3 separate regions of the Mus musculus genome follow, and regions 2 and 3 are each linked to region 1. Evidence: chromatin loops called from intact Hi-C (ENCODE). Cell type or tissue: left cerebral cortex. All regions are shown on one strand. Links, peaks and the distances in the headings refer to the core of each region. The heading gives the core; the rest is flanking DNA.

The links. A loop is a pair of places that touch in the nucleus more often than their neighbours do. Peaks named below come from ENCODE experiments on the same cell type or tissue, not always from the same donor. Only the 100,000 strongest peaks of a DNase experiment are listed, where the experiment ranks them.
Region 2: a loop joins it to region 1, with 5 times the contacts of the local background. A loop is called at or near these places in 6 of 42 quality-filtered maps.
Region 3: a loop joins it to region 1, with 7 times the contacts of the local background. A loop is called at or near these places in 10 of 42 quality-filtered maps.

The regions. Positions count from the first base shown.
Region 1 is chr13:72,619,401-72,627,097 of GRCm38, forward strand. It overlaps Gm20554 (predicted gene, 20554), which reads right to left. Exons shown (of 1, transcript NR_030701.1): 1 at 4,066-7,697. It also overlaps a transcript of Irx2 not described here. Among named protein-coding and RNA genes, the nearest start is that of Gm20554, 5.3 kb to the right of the region's middle. In left cerebral cortex, for the core only: a CTCF peak has its summit at 4,742; DNase peaks (open chromatin) are centred at 4,587 and 5,679.
Region 2 is chr13:72,294,588-72,302,284 of GRCm38, forward strand. No RefSeq gene overlaps it. Among named protein-coding and RNA genes, the nearest start is that of Gm41000, 240 kb to the right of the region's middle. In left cerebral cortex, for the core only: no CTCF peak of the experiment used is centred there; a DNase peak (open chromatin) is centred at 4,067.
Region 3 is chr13:73,258,646-73,266,342 of GRCm38, forward strand. It overlaps Irx4 (Iroquois homeobox 4), which reads left to right and starts at 1,852. Exons shown (of 6, transcript NM_018885.2): 1 at 1,852-2,231; 2 at 6,203-6,334; 3 at 6,813-7,064. The coding sequence starts at 6,290. In left cerebral cortex, for the core only: no CTCF peak of the experiment used is centred there; no DNase peak of the experiment used is centred there.

The sequences.
Region 1 (7,697 bases), core at 3,273-5,772:
GAGGAAGTTGGCAAATTAGAAGATCAGCAACATCTGACCTCCAGAAAATAAGAACATCTGTATTCACTCATTCATTTACTAGCTGCTGTGGGAGTTGAGTCTAAGACCTTCCAGGAGACAGCCAAGATTTCCACCACCAATCTATATTTCCAACCCTTGAAAACAAATGTCCTGCCACAGTGATATGCTGGTTTGTTTCAAAGTGTGCCCCTGGGATGTTAACATTCAAGGTAGCCTTAAATTCACAGAGATCTGTCTGCCTCTGCACCCTGAGTGCTAAGATTAAAGGTATGAGTCAAATTGATCTATTCCACACATGGAGGTCAATGACGCTAAACCGAGATCCGGGGGCAGGGGTTACTACAGTAGAGTGGAACCCAGGGCTCTGTGTTCACAAGAATAAATGCATACAAAACCTTCCCAGAGCTGAAGCACACCTATAATCCCAAGACTGAGAAAGTGAGCACAGGAGGGCCAATAAGGACTTCAAGGTCATCCTTGGCTACATAGTGAGTGAAAGACCCACCAGCCTGAGACAAATGATAATCTATCTCAAAAAAACCAAAACAAAACAAAACAGCCCGCAATTAAATAAAGTACTTTTAATGCTGTCATAAGAAGCAGTGAAAGCAGAGGCTGAGAATCTCCTTTTCACACTTTATTTTAAAATACATTTTAAAAAATTAAGTTAGGAGAGCTAAGAAACAGTCTTTCCCAAGGAACACCACATCAGTTGGTTAACCAGTGCCAAATGGTCAGCGCTGAAAACATACATACAAGTAACATTGTACAGACTGATCAGGTTGTATTTATGTACTTAGGAGAGAGAGGGGAGAGAGAGAGAGAGAGAGAGAGAGAGAGAGAGAGAGAGAGAGAGAGGGAGAGGGAGAGGGAGAGGGAGAGGGAGAGGGAGAGGGAGAGAGAGAGAGAGAGAGAGAGAGAGAGAGAGAGAGAGGAAAAAAGAAAAATGATGTAATTATTTTATAAACTTAAATAAATATTTTAAAAAAAAGAGAGAAAGAAAAATGTTGGCATAGGGTCTGGAGAGATGGACCAGCAGTTAAGAACACTTGCTGTTCTTTCAAAGGACACAGGTTCCATCTTCAGCACCTACATAATGACTCATGACCATCTGTGACTTCAGATCTAGGGAATCTATGTCCTTCTCTTGACCTCCTCTGACACTGTACATGTGACACATATACATACCTGAAAGGAAAAAAACACACATATAAATAATGAAATTAGGTAAGTATTTAAATAAGGTATTTATAACCTGCTTCCGTTATATACTTTTTACTAAAAATATCAAAGTTCAATTTGCTTTTGTTTAACTTTCTTTTTTATCAAAGTGTCAATATTCATTCATTCAGCTGCTGTGATATCTGGCCTTTCAGGGACATCTGCAGGTAATCTGAGACAGAAAATGAAACCATATGTACACTTCACGCAAGGAATACAAAGTCTGGGGATGACTGCTAACTCACAAATGTATTTTTAAAATGAAATGCTAATATAGGTATGGTGATCCACATCTTTAATCCCAGCAGAGGCAGGTGGATCTTTATGAGTTCAAAGCCAGCCTGATCTACACAGTGAAATCCAAGACAGCCAGGCATACATAGAGAAACTGTGTTTCAAAAACAAACAAAAAGCTACTTGAAATAGTCTTATCTATTGGATCCTTCATTGGTTGCTTGTGGCAATGACAAAAATCACCTAACAAAACCCATTTAAGGAAAGAAGGATTTATTTGGACTTACAGTACAAGGGGAAACAGTTACATCATGGAGGGGGAAGGGCTTGGCAGCAAGAGGTGCAACAGGTCACATTGTATCCATACTCAGGAAAGTAAGACTGAAGAGGAAGTGGAACCAGGCTACAAAATGCCAAGACCCAGCCCAAGTAACCCACTTCCATAGGCTTCACCTCTGTTACTGTTTCCACAGCCACCCAATGTTGTCCACAGCAACACATCTGGGACCAAGGATTTAAACAATGAGCCTATGGTGATAGGCAAAGAACGAGAGGCCTTAAAATGTAGCTTTCCAGGCTGATCTTACTTTATCTTCAGAAGCCCAAGCTGCTATGGGAGAGTCTGATTGGACTTAGACTGGTTACACATTCAAATGCAGGTGGGGCTGGAAGTCAGCACCTAAAAGAAACATCTACATCGTGGTTGTTGCTGTCTTCCATGCCCTATATCAACCCTAATGCCTTCCAGAAATGACCAGCCAAGAGCCAGACATTTATCTTTCATGTGTGCATTCGTTGCATTAGTGCTTCTCTAGTGTCTAGGCAGGCTAGGCAGGCTGGCATGGAGGCAGTGGCAGAAAGTGAGGAGCGCAGGAAGCCCTGTTGATGGTAACATTGCCCCTGGAGACTCCTGAGACATGGAAGGCTTTACAGAAGGCAGCAGCCAGTAGAAGAAGCCCTGCTGTGGACAGACAGTTGTGGCAGTAACCCAAGGCTTCAGGCTTTCTCCGGTTTGAACCACAGAACAAAGCAAAGCCTTGGAAACATATTGCTCTCCTCTCTGCCTCTGCGGCAGGTTATATGGAAAGAACATAGTAAATGGTCTCTCAAAGTGCAAGGGCTTTATGGGGACTTAGGTTTGCAAATACCCCATTCCTCTGGCTGCAGTCAGGACAAGTGGACAGAGCCTACAGCCATTGTTTCTAGAAAAGCTCTCTGTGTTCCAGTCTTGGAGAGAGAGGTAGCCTGGGAATGTCTGCAGTAGGAGGATAACCCTCTCTCTTTCCCTGTCTGGCTTCTTGCTTTCATCCACAGGCCCTTCCTCCAGTTTCCTAGATCCTGATGTCCCCTCTCTAATTGTTATTTGAATTATCTAATGTACATTCACTGTTCCCCCGGGATGCTGGCGCTAGTATCCCATACAGAGCAGAAGCAAGGCACTTCCCACAGGAATGTGCAGGTGTCCTGCCTGCATTTAGACCTCTCCTTGCAGAATCTATGGTCTGCAGAATTCCTGTATATACAGTTCTGATCAGAGCAGGGCCACATCTCACACTTCATGGAAGGAAAAACATCCTGCTCAGCTTCCTCCCATGCCTCAAACAACCCCATCCAACACAGAGATGTCATTTGTTTTGAAGGTTAAACTGCAAAATCAATACATCTGTATTTATTATAAAGAGAATACAGAATTAAAATGTTAAAGAGAGAGGTTTTTTTTTTTGTTGTTGTTTTTAAGTCAAGCATCCCCCTCCCCCAAGAAGCACATTATACTTCCACACCTAGGGTGCTCCTTTGTAAGGCTAGTGCCTAATTGTAAACATTTTAGAAACATAAAATAGCTCATACAAAGGAAAAGTGAAGAGCAATATATTCTCATGCAGCAGCCCCTTCCCGGCTAAGGGTTGTTAGGGTCCCTCAATGTTTACCTACCTACTCTACCAGTATCTTTCGGGACACACCCCTTCTGACAGAGATGAGCCCTGCACAGGTATCTCATGCCTGAAGTAGGATACAGACAGTCCTCCAAGGTCCCCTTGCTCTGTTTGGAAGCACAAAAGACTGGCACTTATTTTTAAATTCCATCTTCATCACTGTCCCTCTCTGTCTTCTTCCCCCATTCTCCAGTCTCCTGCTGACCTGAGTGGCTTCTCCAGGGGCAACATTTTGTGCTACCCCCTGGGAGGTCTCAGGTCTGCTACTCTGTGCCACAATCTCCCCCAGCGCCCGTGTGGCATTTCCTATGTCGTGTGCAGTGATGTGGGCGGACAGCAGCTCTTACCTCCCGCTTTTTCAGGTGTCACTAGATGCTCCTCCCAATTCTTCGAAGCAATTTGAGCTGTCACAGTCCAGATGGTTGAGATACCTTCTGCCCTGGGTCTTGCGTGGAGTTCTGAGGTAGAGGTATGAAGTGCAGCTCTTTGTCTGGAGGCCTTCCCTGGCACAGTGGATCCAGTCATTTTCAAGTTCTTCTAGGTGTGGAGGTGAGCACATTTTCTCCCAGGGATACTCCAGAATTCATGACTCTGCATCCTTGCCCACCCTGTACCAGCACCAACATTCTTCTCCCAGTGCGGTTTGTTTTTAATTCAGATTTATCCATTTTAAAAGAATCTACATTCCCTGCCGTGTTTTCTCTTTCCCTCCCTTCCCACATTCCTCCTTTTTCTTAAAAATTATAATATTCCTTGCCGGGTATGTAAGAGCACTCTGAGAGAGCCTGAGAAAACGGTGTGTTCATGGTTACCTGCCGCCTAGACTATGTCCTGGAGAGTTGTTTGGACATACCAGTGAGAAATGGCAGGTGGAAATTAAGCCTGCCCCAGCAGACCTGCTTTCTTGGGAAAGACTTAGAGAATTGCAGTTTTCTTGCCTGGCTTTCCTTCCAGCAAAGACTCCTCCCAGGCTCAGGCAGGTAGGTTTTCATTTGCTCATGGGACCAAGCTTGAAAGGCAGGCTCAGATGGCTGCAAACCTGACCACAGAGCCTAGAACCGCTAAGGAGAGTTCAGGAAATGCGTCTTCCAAGACCAAGAGTAAGCAAGCCGGGACTCAGCTCCTATATGTCGGGAGCTGTGTCTGCAGTGCGGGGGCCCAGGGGAGCCGGCTGTGAAATTGCTTAGCGGCTCTCAGCCAGGCCTGAAATGGGTTCCCTTTTAACTCCCTCACTGGTTCTGGGACCGCAAACTAGCACAGTCCCCTAGTCCAGTCTTTGCCTGGCTCTCAGGCTGCGCGCGCTGCGCTCCCTCCTGGCGGCGCCTCAGACTCCCGGATCTGGCCAGCTAGGCCACCTCCTGGAGGGGCGCAAAACCCTGGACCGGGTCTCTCGTGGACGCCTTTCCCAGGACACGGATGGACCGCGGGGGGCAGGATCGCAGTTGGGAGACAGACAAGAGGAGAGAAAAGGAGCGACAGAAGCATGACACCAGCAGACAAGGGTGAGAACAGCGACCGAATGGCCAGATGTGGAGGGAGAATTGTCCGGACTCGCGCGGGAGAGAAACTTCAGGAAGCCTGTCTAAAGCGGGGCTTCTACCGGAGAATGCGAACTCATGCTTCCCACTAAAGAAAACCATGAGAAGAGAAACTGATCAGGATCTGAAGCGAAGGAGCGAGGATAAAGGAGAAAGCACTGGTTAGAGGATAGTTAAAAGAGAAAGCACTGGTTAGTGGAATTCTCGATCTTCGAGAGGGAAACAAGAAAAAAAAAGTGCGTTGTCGCCCCCCCCCTTCCCCACCCCCAAGTTCAGGACGGAAAGCAATTCTGGGCTCCACAGGGGCAGCCACCTCCTGTACCGGCCAAGAAGGCCAGGCCTCTCAGGCAGGTTTGAGAACCCAGTTGGGGCCCAGACTTCTCTTTCAAGGAAGCGGGCATCAAAGAGCCCCTCACCTTCGGGGGACTGTCCTGTGTGCGCGCTTTCCAGGAAAGCGCGTCGCCTTTAGAAACTAGAAATACGGATGCAGCCCCAATATATTGTAAGCCCGAGGGAGACTTCCTTTGCATGTAGAATTAAAATTGGTGCACTGAAAATCTTTAAAACCAAACAAAAACGAAACTGAAAGAATAAAGAAGCAAAGGTTGACTTCATCTCGCCCTTCTGTCTTGATGACCAAGAACATGCACATGCCAGAAAGTCCTGGCTGCTAATAGAATAGGATATGACTTGATACATCGAAACTTACTTACATTTTAAATTTTCCTTCATTAAAGTAAACCCACTTTAAAAGTGAATGTTTCGTTTTATTTAAGATAAAAAAAAAATCTGCACGCACCTAAATGGCAGCTTATTTTTGGGCCCCAAACTTAAACCACGGAAGACATAGTTGAAATAGAAAATAGTCATGAGAGCTCTAGTTTTGTTGAAATGCCCTTGTATTATTGCTTTCCTTCTTTCCCGAATAAAACAGGCATGGAAAGAGATAGATCTGGTCGCTGGCGGGGCGTCAGCCACGCGTCGGTGGCACGGTGGCAGCACCAGGTTTCCGCAGCTGGGCCTCAGCCGGCAGGCGCGGGCCACAGCGCCCCCTCGCCGCCTGCCGCGCGACTTTAGATCTAGTCGCCTCCTGAAAACCATGGAACAGGACAGTATCAGGCCAGCGCCTGGGCCTTCAAAACCAGTTTAGTACCCAGAAAGATCTTCCATTCCTAGCCTTAATATTTGGCCCACAAGTGGCCTCCACGGAAAACGGGGGCAACTTGAAAGAGTCGCTAGCCAGGGCCAACTCTAAATATTTCCACTTCTGTTTGTGTGAGGACCATAGTAACATGGTTTGTTTTTAACTCCACTACATACGTGAGGGAGGGTACACAGCATGTACCCACAGCCTGGACAACCACCACAAGAGACCGCTTTCTAAGCAGTCAACCGATTTCGCTACATTTCATACATTGTTCACTCCATGTATGTAGCTGGAGAAAGAGGAGCCAAGCACCTGGATTCCCAAGAGACATCTGAACTCTCCTCCTACCCTGAAGCACAGAATCCAGGCCTCTTTTGAAGTTGGAAACCAAGAGCAGTTTGGGGTAACCCTGTCACCCCAGTAGCAGTGATGATTATCTGCCCAGGCGCTATACTTGGAAAGTAAATTTTCCTCCTTGATTTTTTGTTGTTGTTGTTGTTCTTGTTGGTGGTGGTGTGGTTTTTTTGTTGTTTTGTTTTGTTTTTAAGATTAATGCAACTTTAACCTAAGAGAAGAAAAATAGGGCTTTCCAGAGTTTGGGATCATTCGTGTAAACCAGAGTTTTAATGCGCCAATAACAATGGGAACTCACGAGCTAATGTCCCTGTATAGGCATTTTAATGTGCCACAGTCACTACCAATAAAATCGGCATGTAGTCAGATTCGACTGTTTAATTACACGAGGTAGGCTGTTTTTATTAGTAACAGACAGCAGTATGGACATTTTAAATTTTGGTGAAAGATAATTCGTGGAGGAAATACGGGAGGTCTTGGTCTTGATAGGTTGTACTGAGCAATAATAGGGTTGTACTTTCTCAATGTCTGTGGGCAGGACGAGGCCCTCCAAAGTCAAGCACATTTGTATGGTTATGTAATTAATGTCTGAATCAGCTGCATATAGGCATAAGAACCTGCTCCATTCTACTGATATATATAGAGAGAAAGATGTGTGTGTGTGTGTATACACACATGTATATGTATATACATACTTATGTATATACACGTACATATGTATATATACATATACACACATATATGTATAAACACACACTGCTTTCTCCTCCATACATACCTGGCACAAGTCACAAGGAAAAGGTAGGGTAAACTCCACTGAAATTGAAACCAGGACAGGAAACTAATCTTTAGAAAAGATTAAGATCTGGACAATCATTCTCCTGGTAAAAATTAGATACTTCATATAAAAGACTGAAACCAACCTAATTGGAAGCTAAGAGCCTTAGTCTGACTTGTGGTTGTTTCCAGTACAGGACATCTCACCTAGGGCCCCTTCCCAAAAGAATCTCTTCCTGCGAAAACAAAAATGTCTGAATAAACTGATCTGGCTCCACCCAGATGCCCTGTTCTGGGGTGCTAGCGTGGTGACCTCTTCCTTCCCTTCCCTTCCCTTCCCTTCCCTTCCCTTCCCTTCCCTTCCCTTCCCTTCCCTTCCCTTCCCTTCCCTTCCCTCCCCCTCCCTTGAATGAGTATGCCCCACCCAGGGTCTTTTCTGTAGATGCTAGACAGTAAATAACTCAGGGTATA
Region 2 (7,697 bases), core at 2,783-5,282, 330 kb before region 1:
GCCAAGAGGGTTGAGTTTTCATACTGAGGTAGAGAGCTGGTTAAAATAATGGTGTAAGTTTGCTTTTCTGGTTGCTTTGAGTCCCTTTCTCAGCTTTGAAAAGTGTTGAATGTTCTGATCAGGTATCACAGACCGGCAAAAGAACTCTGATTCTTCGTGATGAGAACTGCTTCTCTAGTCTGTGTGTCAAACAGTCCAGGCATTAACAGCAGCTGGGTTCCAGGAGGTCAAAGTATGGTAGCCTACTTCTGTTTTTCTGTATTTATTGTCTTCTACAAAAAAATAGACAATACCTTCTCTATAAGGAGAAAATAAGACGATAACTACTATTTTTTAGAGTAGTACGCCTATGGCTGGGGCTGGTAGCAGCAGCAGGAAGCACTCCTGTGGTGTCCTGGGGCAGGTGAAGGAAGGTGTCCTAGGGCAGAAGGGTTGTGATAGGCGATGAGTTATCCAGGTCACTTACACGTGTATAGGAAAAAGCCTTGACCTCTACAGGTATTATGGGTGAACCAGCGGTTTTTAGATGAAAGGCAATAAAAACTACAGAAGATTGTAGAGCAGATACAGAGGGGAAACGGGAAGTCCAGAATAGCATGAGGCCTCCACTATCTCAGATTCTATTGGGGACATTTCCATCTTCCAATTTGACTCTCAGATTTTTCTTCATTAACTGAGACCCATAAACAGTGATGCTCACACGGTTCCAAATCAAATCATTTAACTAAAAAGCCAACATAAAGTAGCAAAAGTTACCTGAACAAATTCTCTTGAGTTTGAACACGTTTGTGATACACATCAAATTTATAAACTACTCACTTCTATCAAGTGAATTAACTCCTTCACATTTAATCATACTCTTTCTCTTCTCCTCGCCACCTCCTTCTCTGTGTCTACTTTTACACCAAAGAAAGAGCAGGGTCCCTAAAGTGGAGTGTTTTATGTTGTCAAGAACATGATGAAGTCTTAATAAACACAGGCCAGCCTTTGCAAACTGAAATACTTTCCGTATACCAAGTGGGTCCATATGCACACAGGTCAGAAAGTCGGATTGGAAACACAGTGGGCACCTAAGGGAAGGGAGATGTGTGCCTCTCTTCCAAAGCCAGCCCCAAGGGCTCTAATTGTTATGGCAGTGCAGGCATAAAACAGGATGGGGATCATCCTAAATCCCTCCCATCTGTGCGAGGGTGTGCAGCACACAGAGAGAGTGCACCTCAGCGGGAAGTTAGCAAGTGCCCGTGCTTGGGAACATTCGGGACCATCAAATATTGAGCTATTTCTCACTCTGCAGATACACAGGGCACCTCACCTCCATGTACAACTTTAGCCAGGCCACAAGAGCTCAGGATTCCAGGGAACACAGACTTCCATTGACTTCCAGGAGAAGCGAAGAGGCTTCTCATTTGTGTGTGGAAGTCTCCTTTCCTTCCGATCAGCACTGGCACAGAACTCTTAAAAAGTCAGTAGCCTGAATAGCCAGGATGTGCCTGCTTAAGTTGGACACTGTCAGTGGCTTTCCTCGGCCTTGCCACCTATATCCCTTTTTAACCCAGCCAAAAGTTTCCTAATCCCTTGTATTTCTAGGTGTTCTTAGAGGAAAGTCAGCTCTTTATCCAAGCTTTATGCAGCTTTAAGATGCAATGCATAATGCATGTTGAAATGCATGAGTTGCAACTTTACAAAAAAGAATTACCCCTAAGATTTCCAGCATGCTTAAATACTGTTACTTAATCACAAGAGACTGTCTATATTGTTCTGTAATCTCACTTAAATCATATAATGAATGCAATAATGAAAATTAAAATCCCCGTATGCACGGCTGAACATCTCCTAATCTACATGTGATCGAAAGTAGCATTTCCTAGGGGTCTGCTCTCTCCCATGAAGAGACTTATTGGAGCACTCAAGACTGAAAGTCTAGTAGGACTAAATATCATGTTAGGCACTACTCTTATTAGAACAGGATTGATCAGCCCCTCCCTCCATTCTGGAGACTGCAGGATTATTAATAATTCTTATCATGGTATCCATCTTGCTAACTGCACGAGAAATATTTCCCTTCCGACATCAGACATTCTCGGAATCTAGATATGAAAATGAGAAGAGCTTCAAATTTTTTCTGGCAAAGAAAAACACATTCAGAAGAAACGGAGCAGAGTATAAATGTCCACGTGCGCGGTGGGCAGCTGTCTTTCCTTCCTAGCAGGACTCTCGGTTGCACTGTTTTGGCCGTAGTCATCTTGGAAAACCAATTTGCAAGCACCAAAAGAAAGTAAAACTTGGAAGGGATCTAAGGCCTGACTGAGCCTGTCAGCCAAGCTCTAGGCTCAGCCCATGGTTTGGCCTGGTGTTAGTCCACTGGTTTACTCAGCCTTAATTGAGCAGCTGATATGCCTTGTGCTCCAACACTTTGCAGGTGGTAGTAGGAGATGCTGATATCTCAGAGAAGCAATCCGCATTCAGGAAGCATGAGACACACTGGCCATGCTCACGCCGGAAAATGAGCCTAATTTAGTGACTGTGATGATATTGGAATTGTGTGGGTCTTCATCCTTCTTCATAGACAAGGAAAAGCGTGAAGTCGGTAATGAATATAAAAGGTATGACAAGGTCAAGAATCGCCTCAAGCTATACAAATATTAAAATCAAATTCTCAGTTTTTATTGTCTTTCTGTTTCTTAGACACACCTAGCAAACCCTTCAAAATAGTGTCTCTCTTTCTTCCATCTTCAAAGACGGAGAAATTTTTTTTCCTCTGATCAGGTCTGCCACCGTGGCACCTAAAAGGATGTCACAGCCATTTCTCTCACTCTGAGATCACTATAGACATTTTCATAACTTTGCCGCATTCCTTGGCACGTGTGTGGTGGAGCCACCCTGCACGCTCTCCAACGGTAGTGAGCCAGCTGCAGGATGAATGCCGGAGTAAGCCTGCCAAGATGCTGGCAAAAGGACCTGGTGGCCCTGGACACTTCATCCCACCTCTTTCCCCGCCTCTGCTCACAGTGCTTATTGATGCTCTCTCTGGAAGTTGTTTCTGAGAGGAAACCCTTTATATGGACCAGGGACAATGCTGATGTCAGTTCTAACCACACACCAGGCAGCGGCATCCAGTGAGGCTGGGCTTTCCGTGTTTTCTTTCGTTTTGTTCTGTGCTGATTTTTCATTTTAGAGGTGGGGCACCCTAGTGTAAAACTTGTGGGGGTGGGGAGTGAGTAGTGTGTCTTAGAAAGCCCACCTGCCCCTGCACCACCTCTATCTCCCTGCCCAGTACAGAGACAGACACGGCACTGCCAGGACCAATGCCAGCAGCCCGGGAAGAGGAGAAGAAAATAAAAGTTTGACAGGAATTTATAAATACAGCCTCAGTTAAGCGCATCATCATTCATAATACCATTAAATCTATTTCAATAAACAAAAACATGCTTTACTTTTCCAGGAACTCTTTGTGAAAGGAAAACATTACTCGGAAAAAAAATAAAGTGTTATTGCGAACACAGTTAAAATCTGGAGTGAGGTTTTGAATAAACAAATTAAATTGCAATGGGATATAGTGTGCCTCGGAGCCATTTCTTGACAAAACAGTCATCTTATTTACACGCTTCACAATACCCCACCATGGATGTCGAAGGAAAAAAAATAAGGAGAAAAATAATTAGCATATTAATCTTTTTTATGCTGCCATCTTTCAGATCCAGAGGACCATGGTGTAATTTAAATCTAAACGCTTTCCTGGCATTAGAATTCATTTTAGATGGGTCAATTGTTCCATAATAAAGGGGTAGGAGGTGTACTTCATGCAAGAGATTTATGTTTGCCATTTGTTCATATTCATGTGCTACTGAATACCCTCAATTCAAATGGTGATGGCTGTTCATATCAGCCGGGCGGCAGCCACACAGATCACTAACCGGGAGCAATGAATTTCATTTGCAGGACAAAAAATACAGCGAAATTAACTCCAACAGTTTATTGATTTTTGCTTAACAGAAGCCAGTCTAACAGCTCTATTGCCCCCATAATGATTACTGACAAAAGTTTAATTAAGCAATTATGAAGCCAATAATAGAGTTGTCTGGCCCGCTCGGCTCCAGCCCGTTCAGGACTTATCTCCCTCCTGCACATCACAGCAGCCGGAATGTGCTTGAGGAGATTAATGCCGGAGAACACAGATGCCTACTTCTATTCTGCTTCATGATGCCGTTTGAATGGAGACGGGAACACAAGCTCCCCTTTATCAAATTACAAGTCCGCTTTTCATGAATATGTAGTTTAAAAAAAAAAAAACCTAGTGGTGGCTTCAAGGTGTAATTATAAAGACATACAACAAAAATGACACACAATTCTGCCTTAGTAATCCCTGCCATGAAATATGCATGATAATGTATTACTGAATAAAGACTTAACAACGTTCTAAGAGGCTTTGCCGTCGTACGTTATACAAACAATTGACAGCCTTCTCCCAATGTTGTGGGAGATATTGTCTGACCTCCCGGCGTTGTTCCACTTCCTCTTAAATGTATTGTTTCCAGCTGATTGTGTTGTTATTTGTCCGTAATGCTATTAGACCGGTCTTATCTGTTTGTAAGAATTCCCGATTTATTATGTATGCTTAAATATGGAAATGCAAAAATGTGAGCTCCTTTCCGGCATTAATCATTTCATAAAATATGCACCAGGTCCAGGAACCTGCAAGCCCAGAGTGGAGGAAGCTCCTGGGCTTAGAGCAGCATCCTTGCAGCTCCACAGAGATCTCCTCCAGGGAGCCACGCTTTGCTTCGGGTGTGTTCAAAAATGCCTTCACTCAAGAGAGAGGTCCGCTTTCCTGGCCTCTGTAGCGATGATTTGCTGACCTCTTTCTTTGTCTTTCCTTAAAAGAACCCATACTGATCCTCCAAAACAAACAAGCAAGTCACTCTTCCCTCATTCTCGGGGGAAAAAAAATCAAAATACGTAGAGGGGTAGAAGGGTGAATGCATGGGACCCGAGGAGTCACCTCCAAACTTTGCTGTTCACAGCCCGTCTTGCTATATTTATATACATGGAGAAAGAAATTCACCAAGTGGGTTTTTGTCACTAATAAAATGTGCCTTATCCAAATGATGGTGATTTATTTTATCAAAAGCACGCTAAAAGACATTTGTCTTCTTGGAGCTGCTGGGAACAGCTGCCTGAGTGGAAGAAGCGGCAGCTGGGGAGCCAGCAGAGAGTTCTGAGGCATGGCCTTGCCTCCCAGCACTGACCCCTTACTCAGCAGGCAGCCTTGTGGGCGGACAGCCTGTGTCCCTGTGCTGATGGTCAGGCCAGGCCAGGCAGCAAGGCAGACAGCCACATTCTTCCAGTCCCTGCCTGCTGGCCCCACCCATGCCAGGAGTATGCCATTAGCTGTATATATTCATCCACAGTCTGCATCAGGAGGGGGCTGAGCCTGCATGCTTGGACTATTAGAATAAATAAATATATCCTCCAGGCTTTCTATTAATAGGCCAGAACATGTCTGTCTGTCTGTCTGCCTGTATTCCTTCCTTCTTTCTTCCTTTCTTCCTTTCTTCCCTTCTTTCTTCCTTCCTTCCTTTCTCTCTCTCTCTCTCTCTCTCTCTCTCTCCCTCCTTCTCTCCCTCGATTCCTTCCTTCCTTCCCTTCTTTCTTCCTTCCTTCCTTTCTCTCTCTCTCTCTCTCTCTCTCTCTCTCTCTCTCTCTCTCTCTCTCTCTCCCTCCCTCCCTCCCTCCCTCCCTCCCTCCCTCCCTCCCTTCCTTCCTTCCAAGTGATGACTGTAGATGGCAGGGAACACTCTGTGGATGTGTATCAACCCATGGGGTACTGATCAGAGGGGAACCTTGAGATATACCCACCCTCCTCAGGAATTTGTCAGGCCAGATGAGGGGTCTGGGGTACTGCTGGTCCACCTGTGCCATAGACTGAATCTAAGAACACTTACATCTCACAGAAATGAAAAGAATTTTGCCTCTCATCCAGGACAGAGGCGGCTTCTTACAGGGCTTCCATCTTTACAGCCTTTGCAACACTTGAGGAGTGTTGGACTATTAGAAGTGGTTTAGAGGTGAACCTGTGCTCACCACACCTCTACCCCATTAGGCAAGAAGGCTGAAAGATTTAATAGGCAAAAGGAGACATTACTAGTCTTTTGGTATTCATTAGGAAATGCTCAACCTGTGAGAACAGAGGGACATCTTAGAATGTTGGAAAGGAACATTGTTCTTCTGTGTGGCTAATTGCTGGAATTTTCAACATTGGCTCCACGATGCCTTTCAAAGCCCAGCAAAGAGAGTTCTTAAAGGGAAAGAGAATGAAAGGGTCCCCGAGCCAGTGACATGGTGTGTGTGTGGGGGGGGGGGCTTCCCCCTTAGGAAAAACAGTACTGGTCCAGGACATGGGGCAAAGATTAAATTAGAATAATCTTTGAAGGATAGCTACCTCAAAGCAATTGTGTTTCTCTCTCTCTCTCTCTCTCTCTCTCTCTCTCTCTCTCTCTCTCTCTCTTTCACACACACACACACAAACACACATACTCTCACACACACACACACACACACACACACACACACACACACACACATCCATGTTTTTCTTTACAAAGGACCGAATACAGAGCCTTATGCAGAGCTCTATCAATAAGAATTAAGTGACCAACCTCATCAACAATTGGAATCTCAAGAGCAGGTACTCACTGGGCACCGGAGCGTGCCACATTCTCCGGGAACGGACTTCTGTGCATCGGCTCCACTGGCAGTTGAACTTTGAAAGATAAACAACACTAGATTTAAAAAAGAAAGAAAAAATGTGATCTACCAGGAAGTGAGTTTCCCTGTCCTGCAGCTATGTGGGACTCAGTCTCTGTCCTGAGTGGAGTTCTGTGAGGCAGGTCAGCCTAACTTTAAATACAATTCGAACAGAACCACTACAGTCTTCCTCACCGAACCCATTTTTAACCATTTCCTAATCAGCAAAGCCATCCAGGGGCAAGTCAGAAGTCGCTGAGCTACACAATGTCAGCTTAATGATTCTTTAAGAGGACCTGGAATGTTTTACTTGTCCTAGTAACATGAAAAGATGGAAATGAAGGACTTCACGTGAACACGGGGAGCAACACAGAAGCATTAGTGGAATTCATAAGGGTGGCGTTTTATTAACAAATGACACACTTCTAGGCACCATGACGAAGGGACCTCAGCGCAAGATTCAGGGTGCACACACAGGATGTCACAGCTTCTGAAGCCTGATCAAAAACCCAGTGGAATCTGCTTTAAAACGCAGCCGCCTGTCACGTGAGAGAAGCGTTCTTTCTTCCGGAAGAATCCATCTCTCTTTCAGTTAGCTAATAAATATCATGAGAGTCTCACATCCGGCTGTTGAAACAATGCTTTCCTACTGGAGTTCTGGGTGTGGGCAAGGCATCTTGCCACTGAACTTCCTCCTCCGCGCATGCAGACAACCCTGCGCCTTTCGTCCTTCTTGCTTCTTTCCCACGCTCTGTTTGTTTGTGCGTTTTGTTGCCAAGTGGTGACGAATGGTGATTTACTCTCATTAGCAGAGTTCTGAGTGGAGACTGACAGTTCTAACAGTTGCTTTCAGTTTTGCCCCTCCTCTATGAATGCAGAGCAACCCACCTTTGCTTTGTGCCGCTGCGATCGAATGCTAAGATGGGCTTTAAATCTGTAAATTAAATATCAGG
Region 3 (7,697 bases), core at 2,783-5,282, 640 kb after region 1:
CGGGGGATGGGTGCCACCCATGTGGGCTGGGTCATGAAGATAACACAGGCCATGATTTGTGCAAATGGTGTTTCTAGACTGTGGCTGGTACTTTGGGAAGCCTCGGTGAGCATGAAATGAGTCAAGTCAGCTAAGGTTGTAACACTCATGAACACATACATGCACCTTGCTTGTTTTAACTTTAAATGGAAGCTAAGGCTCACGGGAGAGGTACCCATGGGCCCGTCTCTGTCTATGCAGTGAAGTGCAAGGAGGTTCCTACAAACCCTAAAAAGAGCCCCAAAACAAGGGGGAAACCAGAAATGCCTGCTCCTTCCCTGGGAGCAGGCATGCCCCTATTCTCTACTTCCTTCTAGTTGGAATTAGACAAGTCTTCCCACCTTCCAAATGGATGCCTCCATCCTTCCTTAAATAAATAAAAACCCCTCCCCCATTTGCCTCCCAGGCTTGAAACAGAAGGGACAAGACCCAGAATCCAGGTCCCCTCTCCTAGCTTATTGGGGGCTATACCGGTGGCCTAGCAGGTTTCCAAAGCAGCCAGAGATTAAAGTAGTATCCGACCTACAGCAGCCCCTGGAACTCCAACTCAGCCTGGCTGGGCACTGCTGGATGGGTGAGGTCTGCAGCCACAGATCAGCTACAGGCTGCTGGGGAAGCAAGCAATTTGGAATTACCCCTCCAGCAGCTGCAAAGAGCTCCGAAGGGGTGGGGGGGGAGCAAAGGGGGAAAAATCAGAGATAACTTTCTCCGAGGTTATCTAACCCAACAAATCTCAAAGGTCATTGAACTGCTGTGGGTGAAGAGAAGTAAGTTGGGTCTTTGAAGTGAAAACTATGCAGGAGGAAGGGGTGTCCTGCAGAAGCCCTGGGGCTCTACAGGCCACAGCCCCTTCCTGCTCTAACTGGACAGGTGGTGCTCACACCGGGCCTCTCTCCTATACTGAGACCTTTGTAGGGCAGCAAGTCCACAAAAGGAGTCTTCAAGGGAGCGAAAGGCAAAGGCTCTGATACTGAACAGGAGGTGAGAGGGGTTCTGAGCCTGGACCTACCACTCCTGTCTTGGGCTCCAGCCTCAGGCTAAAGAAACCAGTGAACATCTGTCCTCTTTTGTGTTCCAGGTCAGAGGCCCAGCTGGATCCTGATAGTCCTGAGTAAGCTCCCGCCCAGAAAGGTCACAGATCTACTGGGATCCTCAGCAGTTTCTGTCAAATTGGACTACGGATTCCTCTTGCTCAAGTCTGTGAGGAAGACTTGCTGCCCAAACAGCCAAGAGCCAGGTTGGTTGGGACTATTGTGACCACAAGAAGGGAACCAGAACTGCTGCATTACAGTGGGTGGTGTGTGTGGAAAGTCGGGAAAAGTGACGGGGGGGGGGGTGCTTGAAAGCCCATTTTACTCCCAAGGATAGCATTGTGAGGGCAGAGTAGGTAGGGTCTGCGAAGAGGAATCTCTGTCCTAAGAGTTGAGGAGGCACATTTCCCAAGCAGACAGCATGGGTAAGGAAAGGAAACCATTTAGAGACCGGTCCGCGTGCCCAAGGCCTCTGGATCCACAGGGCAGGCCAAGCATTTGATCAAACCAGGGACCAATGTCCTCTGCTGTCCTGGTAGGGTTGGGCTGTCCTCTTAGGGCCCAGGCATTCTCGCCAAACCATTCTGAGGAGGCCAAGCCTGAACCCTCACCCTCAGGAACCCCTCATGCCAGCCCCTACACCCGCGCACCCGGTGCGCGGCCAGGGCGGAGGGGAAAGTTGGCAAGCGTTGGGCGCCCGCGGGGGGAAAGCGTTAATGGGCGGCCGGGTGGGAGCAACTCGCTCGCTCGCCCACGTCACGCCGGTGCGGGCTCGGCTGACGACCGCGGCGCCTGGGGACGCCGGCGCGCTCTGCTCTCCAGGTGCTCCGCCTGGAAATGTCTCCATTAGTTGTCGCTTGCTCCCCGCCGGAGCGCGCGCGCCCAGCGGCCGCGCAGAGCCCTAGCGGGCAGCCAGGAGTGGCCCGGCGCCACTGCAGGTAGGCAAGGTCCCCACGCCCGCCCCCTCCCGGGGTTCCGAGACCCCTCCCCCCCTTTCGAGGAGGCGGAGGAGGCAGAGGCTCCGCGCGGCCGCCGAGGGGCGCGGGCGGCGGAGGCGGCGGCGGCAGCGGCGGCGGTGACTCCCCGGTGCGTCCCGGGCTGCGCGCTGCTCCCGGAGGCCCTGGCGCCTAAGCGGCGCGGGCCGGCTCTTTCCTGGCGCAGGTAAGAAATTGTTTCTGCTGCTCAAACTTTGCGAGGATCGCTCTTGCGCCGGAGGGGACAAAGTTTGCTTCTAGCGGATAGAGGCTTTGGAGGTCGCTGCATTTGATGCAAGTTTTTGGTAAGCGGATGGGAAGGACCCGGCATCCGGGTACGGGATGCTCGGGTCCCCGCGGACCGTGTTGGCTTGCGAGGGATAGAACAGCTTGTGCTGTTGGACCCCCTGAGTGCGCTCCTTCCTTCCTTTGGCGGCGCCGAACGAACGAACGTTCCGTGGGGGTGCAGTAGGAGAGCTGAGGAAGAGAGGGCCAGAAAGGAGGGCATTGGGGGAAGCAAACGGGAATTTCAACGCGTGTCCCAGCAGCTCACCCCACTGGCTGAGGAAAGGGAGCAGTGGTTGACTGCTAAAGAATGATCTGAGGCAAGGGGAGGGTGCCCGCACCACGCAGCATCTCTGGCACCTAGGGCGTCTTTCTGAGCCTACACCAGTTGAGTGTCCAAAGTGGACCCAGGCATCCCAAGCTCCGGCCTAGCCTCAGACAAAAAGGCTCTTTCTTGGTGCCTGGCTTCTGTTTTGGCCTTGTGTTGTACTCAACTTCTCTCTGGGATAGAATAAGCTCCCACGGAGCTCTTGGTGTAGCTAAAAAGTGCTCCGAGGATCACTCTGGAGAGCCGGGACTTAGGTGGTGGCAGGAATATCAAGGCCAGATCCGCCTTCCTACAAGCTCTCACCAGTTCTGTGGCCATTATCAACCCTAGACTCCCAATTCTTGGGGCTAACTGCTCCCTGCTCCACCCCTTTGGTATCTGATCAGGCCTTCGGTCTCTGATCTCTTGAAGCCCTCTCCAAAGGTGATCAGTTGCCCACACTGCAGGAAGCCAAGTGGTCTGGCTACTGCTAAATGGTGGTTTATATTTAGGGGCCCTAAGAGTTTCTAGTCACAGCATGAAGCATCTATGCAAGATTGTTTTAGCTGAAGGTCCCTGAGATTCTGGGACTCCTGTCTGTTCTTAGAGAGCCCTGTGCCTCTACTCAAGGCTTGGTCTTTGAAGAAGGCACCCTTATATCTGCAGCAAGGATGGCCTGAAGAATATCTCATTTGGTAAGAGAGCTTCAGCCAGGTAGCAGTTTGTCAGCAAGATGTCGAGGTGGGTGCTGGCCAGTAGCAGGACTGGCCAGTAGGGACTGAGTGAAGACAGAATAGTTCAGTGGAGTCCTGACTAGCCCCTGCATGGGGTAGATGAGGTGTGGAATGTGAGTCTGCATCTTCGGGGACACAGTGGAGTCCAGTGCTCCTGGCTCCTAGGCCCAGGCCCAGGGACAGGGTAACTAGGGATAACAACAACATCTGGAGCCTGGAAGCTCTGACTGGAAGGCAGACCAGAATGCTGCTGCATTGAGGACCCAAGGAACACCCTGAGACTCCTTCCCCAGAGAGGGACTCCAGCTACCATACAGGAGTCCACTAAGGAGAAAAGTGGAAATCCTCAGGATTAACATTCCAAACCCAACCCCAGGAGTCCAGGGGAAGAAAACTGAGAATGTTCATTCTGGGTGCACTGCTTGCTGCCAGCTGAGTGCCACACACAGGCCTGGTCTTCCTTCTCCTTCCCAACCAGTCTGTGCTTACCACAGAGTCCCCAAAGCCTGGGCCTCAGGAACGAAGGGACAAAAAGGCCCCTCACTGAGGTACACCAGTCTACTGCTGGGTTCCTGCTTCCTACGTTCCTCTACCTCCATTTACAGAGCCCCTCCTCTGCCTGCGCTTCATCGTCAAAAGAAAGCAAGTTGTTTGTAAACAATAAATAATGAAAGTAGTCGTCGTCGGATGTTCAGCCAAAGCCTCAGTAAAGCCTGAAAACTGAAAGAAGCTAGAAGCGGGTTGGGGGAGGGGAAGAAGCAGGAAGAGGGAGAGGCTGAGATTCATTTCTACTCGAGAAGCCCCGGTGGCTAGTTTCTTATTATTTACAGGGAGGAGGTATTAGCAATTCAGGTGAGAAAGAAATAAACACAGCTTGCCATGAAATCAATACAGAATTCAAAAACAATTATTAATGTCATTCGACTCGTGTTCTTTATATATATCTCTCCCGGCTACCAACGCTAAACTGCCTGAATAATTTGCATGGGGCAGCTATTCATTATTTGCGATGGTTTCCTTCTTTGCAAGCAGTTCGGACGTGGCCGGCTGCGGTCCAGCGCGATCGGAGAACTCGTATTTTCATCTGTAAATTAAAGCAATTACGCAGCAGATATTATATGATGTGTACTGCGGTCTCCAGATAGTCATCCATCACTTTCAACCAAGCTGTCAGGGCCGGCAGATTTCGTTTCTGGGAGGCAGCCTTGCAGCTGGGGAGAGGGCGCGAACGTCATCATTAATTAGAGGGTGGCCCTGGGGCGATTCGCAGGTCTGAACCCAGGAATCTTTAGGAGCAAGTCTGCACAGCTCCGCGATGAGCGGCTCTGCTGCTGGCGGAGCGCGAAAGGCTGGCCTGGCAGGCCAAAAGAAGTAGGGGCGAGCCAGGCTCTGGGAAGATCGCGGCATGAAAGCCCTGAGAATTCGGGGTGCCCTGGTACACCAAACTCCGCGCACAGACCGCTCATCTCCGCTTTGACCTCGGGGCAATATCTCAGGGCCCAGATTAGCGCAAGAAGTCTTGAGAGGCTACTGGGCCTCTCTCGCAGAGCACCTTACACTCCGGGCTAGAAGCTATGTGAAGCAGACCAAAGGGTGCCAGGACTAGGCGCCCAACGCCCCTTTCCCTGCACCTAACCCTGCTGCTCCCTAGGATCAAGGAGCCTACGGGAAGAGCCCCGGGCCTAGTTTGGAAATGTGCTCTTCCCAGCGAGCAGCGGCGTCTGGCAGTCTCTGTCTTAGCCTTGGGATGCGGAAGGCCACAGAGGGCGACCAGAAGAGGGAGGGGAGAGGAAATGAAGTGAAGCCAGACGGAGCAGTGGCATGACCTGGAGTGAAGGGGGAGGGGCAGTTTCCAGGGACAGTGAGCTGCCCAGAATGGCACACTCAACCGGTAATAGACCCGGGAAGCCCCGCAGTACCTGGCTTCACCGATCCTGAAAGTGCAGGACTCCAGGGAGGGCGTGGGAGACATGCACACACATCTGAAATTACGTCGCCATCTGAATGCGGGCTCTCCTGTGGTGGCAGTTGGTTCTAAAACTCTGCTTGGTGCAGAGTAGAAACTGCTGAGAGGCATTGCTGAGATTCTTCTAAATCTAGGTGGTGAAGAAGTGTGCAGAGGCACGCTGTCCCATTCTCAGCGCGAGGGGCCCGCCGGGTTTGCAGGGCCCATGTCCTTCCTCCCTGGGCGCAATGCAGCGAGGGCAGCGGGCGGCTGCAGCCAGCGCCCGGCTAATTTAACTGTTGATTACATCTTCACTGAAGACTCACTCGTGTGTCCCTTCATAGGTCTCATTTGTAATTGAGACTAATGATTACAGTGGGGTGTGAAGGAGCAGCTGCTCGTTAATTAATTTCTAATTAAAAGTGCCTTCCGTCCTCCGTGACTAAGGAGAAACACCGTTCGTCGGGGCGATATTGACTCCTTGGATGGAGTTCATTTGTTAAAGCTCGATGGCCCTCAGCCCTGCTATCGCAGACATGGATCGTCTGTGCCCCGCCCGGCCAGCATCCCTGTGACCTGTCTGAGGCCAGGCCAAGCCACAGAGTGGGCTGACGTCAACGCTTCTGTCGCTTAAAGCCGCGCACATCTGACTTGACAGACTCAGTTTTTTGTTTTGTTTTGTTTTTGTTGTTGCTGTTGCTGTTCTGTTTTGCAAAATATGTATTTCTATCATCGCAGCGAGGCCAGTCGGTCCCAGAGCCCTGTGAAGTGTTCAGACTTGGAAACTAAGAGAATCGCTAAGAGAAAGGTCACTCACTTACTTACCTGGTTAGGAAAGTTTGAGCAGCATATGGGTGAACTAACCACCTCTTGCTCTGTCCTCCCAGAGCCTAGGATCCTACAACTCCGGAGCAGTGCCCACGCTGTGCACAGGACCCCAACGGCCCCTCAGACCTTCTTAGGCCGCACCCGCCATGTCCTACCCGCAGTTTGGATACCCCTATTCCTCTGCTCCTCAGGTAAAGGGACTCCTACAACGGTCTGACAACGGGGATGGGAGAGGGAAGAGCCACCACTAGATGTCATTTCCCACATAAGCATGTCCTTGACTGGCTGGCCCTTATACTGAACAAACATGACTTGTGTGGAAGGAGGATTAGGGGAGCTAGTAAAATCCTGTTAGTGGATCTGAATTCCCTCTTGTTTAACCCTTCAAACTGTACCCTGGGGGACCCTAGCAAACACTTGGGCCAGACATGCTTGTTGAGAAGGCACACAGGACCTTGGAATTCCCATGGAGGATTTGAAAAGCTGGCTGGACCCCCACACGTGGCCAAAGAAAGTGAGGCCTAAGCGTGGCCAAAGAAAGCGGCTGATGGGGGAAAAATTCATGTCTGTCATAGGTAGCAGGAGGCCCCTAGAGACACGTGAGGTCCTTGAGGGTCCAGCGCCCTAGTCTCTGTCCCCTTGCCCACTCTACGATTCCTCCCACCACAGTTCCTGATGACCACCAACTCCCTGAGCACGTGCTGCGAGTCGGGCGGCCGCACACTGGCTGATTCCGGGCCTGCAGCCTCGGCACAGGCGCCCGTCTACTGCCCTGTCTACGAGAGCCGGCTGCTGGCCACTGCACGCCACGAACTCAATTCTGCCGCCGCGCTCGGCGTCTACGGGAGCCCCTATGGCAGCTCGCAGGGCTATGGCAACTACGTGACCTATGGCTCTGAGGCATCTGCTTTCTACTCTCTGGTAAGGGGACAAATACCCTCCCACCATCCCAAGCCCCGCCCCGCCCCGCCCCGCCCCGTACCTTGAGTTTGCTAAGTGTACTTCCGCCCCTGGCACGAGTGCCCTGGATACCCTACAGGTTGGGGTAGGAGGGAAAAATGAACGTCAGCTTTGCCTCCTGGTCCGAATTCTGCCCAGGTTCAGATTCCGCTTGATAGATCCGTGAGACCAGGTGTCTAAAATGTTGCTTGTATTTTTAGTTTGCGTTGAACTCTGATCAGATTCCCGGCTTCCCAGAGGGGTGACTCTCAGCTTCAAATTCCTTCAGATTTGCCTTCTGACCATAGTACAAATTCATTCCCCTCTCCCTCTCCCTCTCCCTCTCCCTCTCCCTCTCCCTCTCCCTCTCCCTCTCCCTTTCCTCCTCCCCCCTCCCCTTCCCTCTTCCTCCCCTTCTCCCCCCCCCCTCTCTCTCTCTCTCATGCACCCTAGCTTTCCCCAGCTCCGACCCTTCCCTCCCCCTCTTCAAAGCCTCTTCTCTACCGGGTTCATCATCCCTAGGCCTGGTGGCCTCTCTGGAATCTTTACCAGTCCCTCCTCTTTCTTTCCTTCCAAGCTTCTTCAAGAACGCCCTCCTCCTCTCTTTCCCTTCCT